2 separate regions of the Homo sapiens genome follow, and region 1 is linked to region 2. Evidence: read pairs that join two places in POLR2A ChIA-PET (ENCODE). Cell type or tissue: OCI-LY7. All regions are shown on one strand.

Region 1 (5,000 bases), 82 kb before region 2:
ATTGTTATGTCAAAAGATGTGGACATTTAAATTTGAAAGCTCTCTGAAAAACCTAAAACTAAATTTCTTCTTTGTTTTTGTTTTTGTTTTTTGAGACAGAGTCTTGCTCTGTCGACTGGGCTGGAGTGCAGTGGCGCGATTTTGGCTCACTGCAACCTCCGCCTCCCGGTTTCAAGGGATTCTCCTGCCTCAGCCTCCCGAGTAGCTGCGACTATGGGCGCGTGCCACTACGCCCAGCTAATTTTTGTATTTTTAGTAGAGACGGGGTTCACCATATTGGTTGGCCAGGATGGTCTCGATCTCGACCTCGTGATCCCCTCGCCGCGGCCTCCCAAAGTGCTGGGATTACGGGCGTGAGCCACTGCGCCTGGCCTCAAAACTAAATTTCTTATGTTGACATAATTAGTTATAAGTTTGACAACAAAGAGCTTCTTTCAATGAAGTGTGCAGTGAGACCGTTTGAGTAAGAACTGTCTCATCAAACATGGAGGACTATATAATTGTAGGAACACACTCTTCTACCATGGATGTGCTAACTCTGACAAGTCTTTGCCCATTTCATTTGTGCCCCTTGTATATAAAAATTAAGTAAAAAGCTGTAAAGCTGAAGTTCTGATACCTTATAGCTAAGATGTCTAGGACTCATGCTCTCCCGTACTTAGCACCTTAAATTTTGCATCCTACTTCAGAAACTAACAGTAGTTTCTTGCGGAGGAAACTTCAAGAAGGTCCACATTTTGAGGAGGAATTTGATTAAGAATTAGCTTCCAAAAGAAGGTGCTACTCAGCTTTTGGTCCCAGCAGGGCAGATAATGAGAGAATCTAGTTAAGAGAACCTGTGGTAATAGTGGTTAAAAAAACAACAAAAAAAATGCTGGTTGAAAAGTGACTGAGCTCTCCCCAGATGTCTTTTTTTTTTTTCCAGCTGGTTTTGCAAAAAATGGAGAAGCTCTTGCTCTTTCTTTGGAGAGTTAAGTTGAAATTTTTAGTTTCTGTATTTCTTGTATGCGAGTTTACCTATTTTTGCATTTTTTTGAGTTTCTGAAATGACTTAATATCTTATGTAAATTTTTAGTTTAACAAGCATAGATTAAGTGCCTGTGCTCATAGTTGATTCTATGCTAGGTTTCAGGGGCTAGAAAGAAGAGTAAGACCCTGCCGGGCGCAGTGGCTCATGCCTGTAATCCCAGCACTTTCGGAGCCAGAGGCGGGTGGATCACGAGATCAGGAGATTGAGACCATCCTGGCTAATACAGTGAAACCCCGTCTCTACTAAAAATACAAAAAATTATCCGGGCGTTGTGGCGGGCGCCTGTAGTCCCAGTTACTCAGGAGGCTGAGGCAGGAGAGTGGCTCGAATCCGGGAGGCGGAGCTTGCAGTGAGTCGACATCGCGCCACCGCACTCCAGCCTGGGCAACAGAGGGAGACTCCGTCTCCAAAAAAAATAGTAAGACCCTTGTCCTGAAGAAAGACATGGAGTACAGTGGCTTTCACTTTGTTCTGTCTGATTTCCTGGGTGACAGTCTTTTTATTTTTCAACAGTAATGGTGGTTCACTGTGGTAGTGATCCTAAAGGTGGGTTAAAATCTCTCCAAGTAAAGAGAAGTTGTCAATATGTCATAGGGTATATGTGAGATGCCCCAGAACATAGGAGGAGGGAGCATTATTAGGCTTAGCCTGGTTGTTACCAGTGAGAAATACATTCAGAGAGGGATGTGAAAATAGGCAGAGGCTAATAACCGTGTGCACCCAGGAGGGAAGAGGCAGAAGGGACAGCAGGAGCCACCTCATGTAAGTGTGAAACATCCTGGGGTGTGTGTGGGAACTACAAGCTGTTTGAGATTAAAGAGGCTGGAGTGTGAGGCAGGATGGTGATTGAGGCTGAGCGGAGAGGGCAGCTGGAGCAGCCTGCGTGCGTGATGGAGTGACTGCATTATTCTCATTCTTCATGTGTTTGACTTTAGGAGCTAAGTAGTTTAGTTCATGCCATTTAGCAAATGCTGATTTGGGATTATCATGGAAGACTGATGCCTAGGTTAATTTTGGAAAATGCTCACCAGAGATCCCACTGAACTTTTGCGTCTTCAGTACTTTATAAGCATGGGTCTGGCTATGCTCCCAAAACATTTCATGGAGTTCACAGCTGTTCTTAGGGTATCCTCTGACAGGGTAATTAAGGCAAATTGTGATACAGGACTAGGAATCTTATAATAAGGTTGACTGAGCCCATGTAATTTTTTTAAGGTTAGCTGTGGCAAGACAATCAATGGTGCTGGTTAAAGCTCCTGGTATTATATGATTTTTGTTAAAGACATCCCAAGTGATGTAATGAACCTTTGGAGAAAAATGTGATAGACACTTCTGTGTGCACGTACTACTACCTAAAGTTGGGGACAGCAGTACAGCACAGTGGTAAGGGTGGGCCAGTGGCATCTTGCTTGGAGCTACACAGGCCTCAGTAGGAACCTTTGCTTAGCCCTGTGATCTTGTGCAAACTGATTAAACTCTGAGATTTCTGTTTTTAAAATCTGTAAATGAGGGTAATAAGACCTATGGCAGAGGGTTGTTGGGAATTAAATGATAATGTCTGTAAAGGACTTCTTGGATTATCTGGTACTAAAGTGATATTGTCTCACTAATAAGTTTGTGTGTTTACCATGTGGTAGTGGAAAATGGGGGATGGGTGTGCCTATTCCCGTATGACCCCGTGGTTTATGGTTTATGTTTCATATATACGGAGACATAGGAGTGTTTCACATTTCTTTGTAAAATATGGGTTATGCACTGTGAATAAGTTAAGAATTGGTGCTTTATATCTAGGTGCATGGATCTTAGAATCCCTAAAATGTGTTTAGTTATGGAATTATCTTAGGAGAGATCATACGTAAAGGAAATAATAGACCAGGAGATGAATTCCTAATTCCAAAGAGGTAGAAACAGTATAAAAATGAACGAAGGATGAGAAGTGGCAGTTCAGAAGGGCACAGCTGAAAAGTCAGTCTGTGTACAAAAAGATATCCAATCTAGGCTGGGCACGGTGGTTCATGCCTGTAATCCCAGCACTTGGATGAATCGCTTGAGCTCAGGAGTTTGAGACCAGGCTGGGCAACATGGCGAAACCCCGTCCCTGCAAAAAATAACAAAAATTAGCCAGGCATGGTGGTGCGTGCCTGTAGTCCCAGCTAACTGGGGGGCTGAGGCAGGGGGATGGCTTGAGCCCAGGTTTGCACCACTGCATTCCAAGCTGGGCGATAGAGTGAGATCCTATTTCAAAGAACAACAACAGCAAAACAAACAAAAAAAACACCCTTGTCTAACTAGTTATTAGGGAAGTGCCAACGATAATGACATTTTCTGCCTATGAGGTTGGAGAAAAATGAATAAGATTGGCCGTATCTGGTGTTGGCAAGGTTGTGGAGGCATGGCCACTCATATAGCTAAAGAGTAAATTGGCAAAGACTTCTTGGCACACTATTTGGCAGTATCTATTAGAACTTAAAATGAGAATACCTTTCAACTAAGTGTTATGGAAAACAACCCAGTCCTCATGGCTTTGTGTAATCTGTAAGCACAGTTTTAATCAGCAATATCGTACAATATTGTAAAAGAGCTCCATCCAAATCGCCAAGCAGGAATTGGTAAAAAGGGTCTCTAGTAGGTGGGAGTCTGTAAAACACAGAATTCTTAGGTTATACTATATTACACGTCACATTTTAACAGTATCGTACAGATAATCTGAAACTAACACTGTTGTCTACTTTTCGAGCAAAAAAGATCTCTAGCTCTAATTTTACTGTTTGGGACATTTTGCAATTGCCTATCTTTGAGTTGTAGAAGGGGAATTTTTGTAAAGGAAGACAATACTGAGAGTCCTTCCTTTTTTCTTCTTGTTTAAAAGTGCTTTAAGGCCAAGGTGCTTGGCTCATACTTGTAATTCCAGCACTTTGGGAGACCATCCTGGGTAACACAGCAAGAACCCATGTTTATTTGTATTTTGTTTGTTTGTTTGTTTGAGACGGAGTCTCGCTCTGTCACCCAGGCTGAAGTGCAGTGGCGCGATCTCGGCTCACTGCAACCTTTCTGCTCGCTACAACCTCCGCCTGCTGGGTAAGGGATTCTCGTGCCTCAGCCTCCAGAGTAGCTGGGACTACAGGTGTGCGCCATCATGCCCAGCTAATTTTTGTATTTTTAGTAGAGATGGGGTTTTACCATGTTGGCCAGGATGGTCTCGATCTCCTGACCTCGTTATCTGCCTGCCTCGGCCTCCCAAAGTGCTGGGATTATAGGTGTGAGCCACTGCGCCCAGCCCTGTGCGCCCCCCACTTTTTTTTTTTTTTTTGAGATGAGTCTCGCACTGTTGCCCAGGCTGGAGTGCAATGGCACGATCTCGGCTCACTGCAACCTCCGCCTCCTGGGTTCAAGCGATTCTCCTGCCTTAGCCTCCCGAGTAGCTGGGATTACAGGTGCCCACCACTTGCCCAGCTAATTTTTTGTATTTTTAATAGAGATGGGGTTTCACCATGTTGGCCAGGCTGGTCTTGAACTCCTGACCTCGTGATTCACCCGTCTCAGCCTCCCAAAGTGTTAGGATTACAGGCATGAGCCACCACGCCTGGGGGAACCCATGTTTTAAAGGGAAAGAATAAGCACTTTAATGTTCAACTATTTGTAACTTTGAGGCATGTTTAATTCCTTTCTCCATAACAGCAATTTCACTTGTAGTATTCTATTACAAAGACATACTTGGCAAAAAGACATGTGTTTTTTCCATATTGTTTAATAGTTAAAAATAGGAAATAACCTAAATGGCCATCAAAAGAAAACATACCCTATTCTGGCCAGGTGCGGTGGCTCACGCCTGTAATTCCAGCACTTGAGGAGGCTGAGGCAGGCGGATCACGAGGTTAGGAGATTGAGACCATCCTGGCTAACACGGTGAAACCCCATCTCTACTAAAAACACAAAAAATTAGCTGGGCGTGGTGGCGGGCGCCTGTAGT
Region 2 (5,000 bases):
AGATTGGGGTGGTGGGGGAGGGTAGCAAGATAAGGAATGTCATACTTAAGCAAGTTACTTAAAATCGACCTCAGTTTATTCATATATGAAATGGGGATAATTGCTACATTCTGAGGCATAAATAAGATGGATTATATAAAATGTTTAAAACAGTATTTGACACTCTAGTGTGAAAATTTAAAACTCAACAAATATTGCTCTTTGGGTATATATGTGAATATATGAGCATATACACATACCTTTTTAAAAATTGAGAAATTCACATAATATAAAATTGTTGCGGGAAGTCAGGGACCCTGAACGGGGGGACCGGCTGAAGCCTTGGCAGAAGAACATAAACTGTGAAGATTTCATGGACATTTATCACGGAACCTGCCGACATGTGATGTCTCCCCCAGACACCTAGCTTTAAAATTTCTCTCTTTTGTACTCTGTCCCTTTATTTCTCAGACCGGCCGACACTTAGGGAATATAGAAAAGAACCTATGTGAAATATCGGGGGTGAATTTCCCCCGATATCAAATCATTTTCTTTTTATACTTTTACTTATTTATCATCATCATCATCGTCACTATTGGAGACAGAGTCTCACTCTGTCACCCAGGGTGGAGTGCAGTGGCGTCATCATAGCTCACTGCATCCTCCTAACTCTGGGTTCAAGCAGTCCTACCACCCCAGCCTCCCGAGTAGCTGGGAGTACAGGCACTCACCACCACATCTGGCTAATTATTTTTATTTTTGTAGAGATGGGGTCTTTCCTATGTTGCCCAGGCTGGTCTCAAACTCTTGGCCTCAATTGATCCCTTGCTTCAAGTGATAACTTGGCCTCCCAAAGAGCTGGGATTATGGATTTGAGCCACCATGCCCAGCCTCTACTATACTATTTTTATATAAGGGACTTGAGCATCTGTGAATTTTGGTATCCAAGGTAGGGGGTTGCTGAAACCAATCCCTCACAGATACCGAGGGATGACTGTTTATATGTACCATGTTTTGTTTTATCCATTCATTAGTCAGAGGATGCTTGGGTTGCTTTCACCTTTCAATTATTGGCTATTTTGAATAATGCTCCCATGAACATGGGTGTAGAAGTACTTCTTTGAGTCCCTGTGTTCAGTTCTTTTGGACGTATACTCGGTTAGTGCATTTGTGTTGCTGTAAAGGAATACCTGAGGCTGGGTACCTTGTAAAGAAAATAGGTTTATTTGGCTCACAGTTCCTCAGGCTATACCAGCATGGCTCCAGCATCTGCTCAGCTTCTGGCAAGGCCCAGAAAGCATTTACTCATGGTGAAAGGTAGAGGGGAGTGGGCATGTCACATGGCATGAGAGGGAGCAAGAGAGAAAAGGAAGTTCCAGCCTCTTTTAAAACAACCAGATCTCATGTGAGCTCACAGAGCAATAAATCACTTGTTACCTCAAGGATGGCACCAAGCCATTTATGAAGGGTCTGCCCCCATGACCCTAACACCTCCCACCTGGCCCCATCCCCAACACTGGGGATCGCATTTCAGCATGAGATTCGAAGAAGACACAATGTTCAAACCATATCAATACCCAGAAGTGGAATTGCTGGATCATATGGTAGGTCTATTTTTAATTTTTTTTGAGGAACTGCTGTACTGTTTTTCATAGCAGCTGCACCATTTTATCCAGCAATGTATGAGGGTTTTGATTTTTCCACATCTGTGTCAACACTCATTATTTTCCTTTGTTTTTCTTTTTATGATGCCCCTTGAATCATATTTTCCTTCTTTTTAAAAAATTATGGCCATTCTAATGGAGGTGAAGTGGTATCTCCTTGTGGTTTTGATTTACATTTCCCTAATGACTAATGGTGCAGAGCGTCTTTTCGTGTGACACACACACTTCTAAAAACACCTGGAGAGACCCCACCAAAGCGACAGTGGTTTCTTCTAGGGGTTGGGGGAAGTCCCTGTTTTGAAAGCAGGTGGTTCAAAAACCACCTAACATTGAACTATTTTGAATGTTTTTATGAGCATTTCTGTGAGTAAAATGTAGCACAAGTTAATGCTGGCTAGTACCTTCTTCTGACTAAGATGTATAGAAGTATCGTATTTAGTACTTGGAACATGAGCAAGGGGATACATGGGAGTTAATAAAGCTCTTAACCTGCCTATGGACAGATTTGATTTTCTAGTGCAGGTAATGGCCGAGTAAGGATTGAACTGGTTTCCGTCGGTGTATTTATATTTTATTTAAATTGCATAGGGAAATGAGGCAACTTATTAGACCAAGTGATTAAGAGTATGGGCTCTGGAATCTGTGAGCTGGAGTTTGAATCATTTCTCCAGCATTTATCTGTCCAAGTTCTGACACTGTGAACTTTTCTGTGCTGCAGCTTGCCCATCTATAACATGGAATAATGTTGCCTCATGGGATTGTGTGGATTTGAGTTAAAGTAGATAAAGCATTTGGGACAATGCTGCTGCCAGAAAGCACTCAAATGTTAGCAGCCCTGATTCATGACTGAACGAAGGCTGGTGTGGTTGGAGAGAAGAGAATGGCCTTAAAGGATGAGTGGAACACGGCCTTCAGGGCACTTGTTAGGGATCTCTTAGAGTTTATAGTAGGGTGTGACTTGTTCTGCTCGGCTTTTAAAATCAGTCTAGTTCCGTATTATTCTAAGTGAAGTAACTCAGGAATGGAAAAACCAAACGTCGTATGCTCTCACTCATAAGTGGGAGTTAAGTTATGAGGATGTGAAGGCATAAGAATGATACAATGGACTTTGGGTACTCGGCGGAAAGGGTGGGAGGAGGGTGAGGTATAAAAGAGTACATGTTGGGTACAGTATACACTACCTGGGTGATGGGTGCACCAAAATCTCAGAAATCACCACTAAAGAACTTATTCACGTAAGCCAGACACAGTGGCTCACACCTGTAATCCCAGCACTTTGGGAGGCCAGGGGGGGCAGATCACGAGGTCAGGAGTTTGAGGCCAGCCTGGCCAACATAGTGAAACCCCATCTCTACTAAAAATACAAAAATCAGCCGGGGGTGGAGGCACGTGCCTGTAGTCCCAGCTACTTGGGAGGCTGAGGCAGAAGAATCGCTTGAACCCCGGGTGGCGGAGGTTGCGGTGAGCCAAGATCGTGCCACTGCACTCCAGCCTGGGTGACAGAGTGAGACTCCATCTCAAAAAAGAAAAAAAAAAAACTTATTCATGTAACCAAATACCACCTATTCTCCAAAAACCTATTGAAATAAAAAATAAATTAAAAATAAAAATCAGTCTAGCTCAGCATTGCCAAAGAGAAACATAACGTAAGCCCCTTAAGCTCTGGATTCGGTTTTTCCACTGTGACTTCAGTGTGGCTGGATTGTTGGACTGTTCTCTCTCAGAGAGTCCAGTGTGGCCGGATAACTTGGACTGTTCTCTCTCAGAGGCTCTGATCACATGACTCCTAGGAGTCCTAAAGCATCATCTCCTCCCCATGTTAGAGGATCTAACTTGTGAACATTGAAAGTGGCTAGAAAGTTGGGACGCTTTGCTCCGTGTGGTATGATGGAGGCTGAGCTTCCCTCTGGGGCTTTTCGATGATAAAGGGGATATGCAGCATGGTTTACAATCTTATTAATGGTCTGGTCTGTGGTGCTGGCTTTCTTAACTTGACAGTCATTTTCACACCAGTGTGAGGAATGGTTTGAGTGTTATCCAAGTAATTACGGTGCTAACATTTTAGAGAAATATACATTAAGGTGGATATTTCTTTATTTTGTTTTAGAATTATATATCAATATTTAACTGGAAATGATTATTTGGAACCTGCAATACAGATTGTTCTTCATTTTGTAATATAGCCATTTCTCACAAATAGATGTAAAAGAACAGTTCCTGAGATGATCTTGCCCATGACAGATAAGTAGTTCCTGTTTGTATAAACTGTGCTGAGCTGTTTGAAGGATGTTCCCTTCATCTCCATATCCCTAGCGCTAAGGGTGATTCTGTGGAGACTTTTTGCCTCTCTTGTTGCAATGAGTAGTAGTCAAGGTGACTCCTTTCTAGAAACCCCTCCCCAATGACTGACATTGGCTTTGGTGCTTGGAAGGGTGTGTGTGTGTGTGTGTGTGTGTTGGCAAGGTGTTTGTTGGGGCAAGTAAGCATTAAATATCCCGCTTTGCATTTTATTAATACTTTAATCTCACTGTGATTTTTGTAATGCTTGTTCCACTTCTATATCTTTTGTATAAATTCCTGACAAATACCTGTTTGCTTATATTATTATGGACTTTTAAAGACACCTAGAACTGGCTGGGCGCAGTGACTCACGCCTGTAATCCCAGCATTTTGGGAGGCCGAGGTGGGCACATCACTTGAGGTCAGGAGTTCGAGACCAGCCTGGCCAACATGGCAAAACTCTGTCTCTACTAAAAATACAAAAAATTAGCTGGGCGTGGTGGCACACGCCTGTAATCCCAGCTTCTCGGGAGGCTGAGGTGGTAGAATGGCTTGAGCCCAGGAAGTGGAGGTTGCAGTGAGCTGAGATCACACTGCTGCACACCAGCCTGGGTGACAGAGCAAGACTCTGTCTTAAAAAAAAAAAACAAAAAAACCAAAAAACCTAGAACTAGCTTCCTTTGCCCTGTAGAACAAAAAAATAGTGTGACTCCTTTTTAACCTTTTATTGTTCATCACAGATCCTGAGCAGTGAGTTCAAAGGTAAGACATGGCCCCTTCCCTTATGAGGTTTATGGGATAGTGCAGCTCTGTGTTAGAGCCACATTGAAGGAGTAACCCATTTCCAGAGAGATTTTCAGGATATATATTGGTACACAGACTATAATGCCCGACATTGTTGTTCCATCTTCTGAAACACATAAGGCAAATGTAACAGTCAAATAAAAAAGATTTGGAATCTAAGATCGTATGTATGATAAATTACCTGCCAGCTTAAGCATGGAAGTCAGTGTGACTCTGAAAACTAGATTACTGTGACACACCTGACAATCACATCACTATGGTTAATAATCACTA

What was found. ChIA-PET counts read pairs that join two places held together with the same protein. Peaks named below come from ENCODE experiments on the same cell type or tissue, not always from the same donor. Only the 100,000 strongest peaks of a DNase experiment are listed, where the experiment ranks them.
Region 1: POLR2A ChIA-PET joins it to region 2 with 15 read pairs; 5 of 35 experiments call an interaction of 5 or more read pairs at or near these places.

What each region holds. Positions count from the first base shown.
Region 1 is chr7:23,452,141-23,457,140 of GRCh38, reverse strand. The region is part of intron 2 of IGF2BP3 (insulin like growth factor 2 mRNA binding protein 3); the gene reads left to right. Among named protein-coding and RNA genes, the nearest start is that of IGF2BP3, 16 kb to the left of the region's middle. In OCI-LY7, no CTCF peak of the experiment used is centred here; no DNase peak of the experiment used is centred here.
Region 2 is chr7:23,370,254-23,375,253 of GRCh38, reverse strand. All of the region lies in intron 3 of IGF2BP3 (insulin like growth factor 2 mRNA binding protein 3), which reads left to right. Among named protein-coding and RNA genes, the nearest start is that of SNORD65C, 24 kb to the left of the region's middle. In OCI-LY7, no CTCF peak of the experiment used is centred here; DNase peaks (open chromatin) are centred at 1,373, 1,883, 2,623 and 3,933; H3K4me3 peaks cover 2,822 bases; H3K27ac peaks cover 4,369 bases.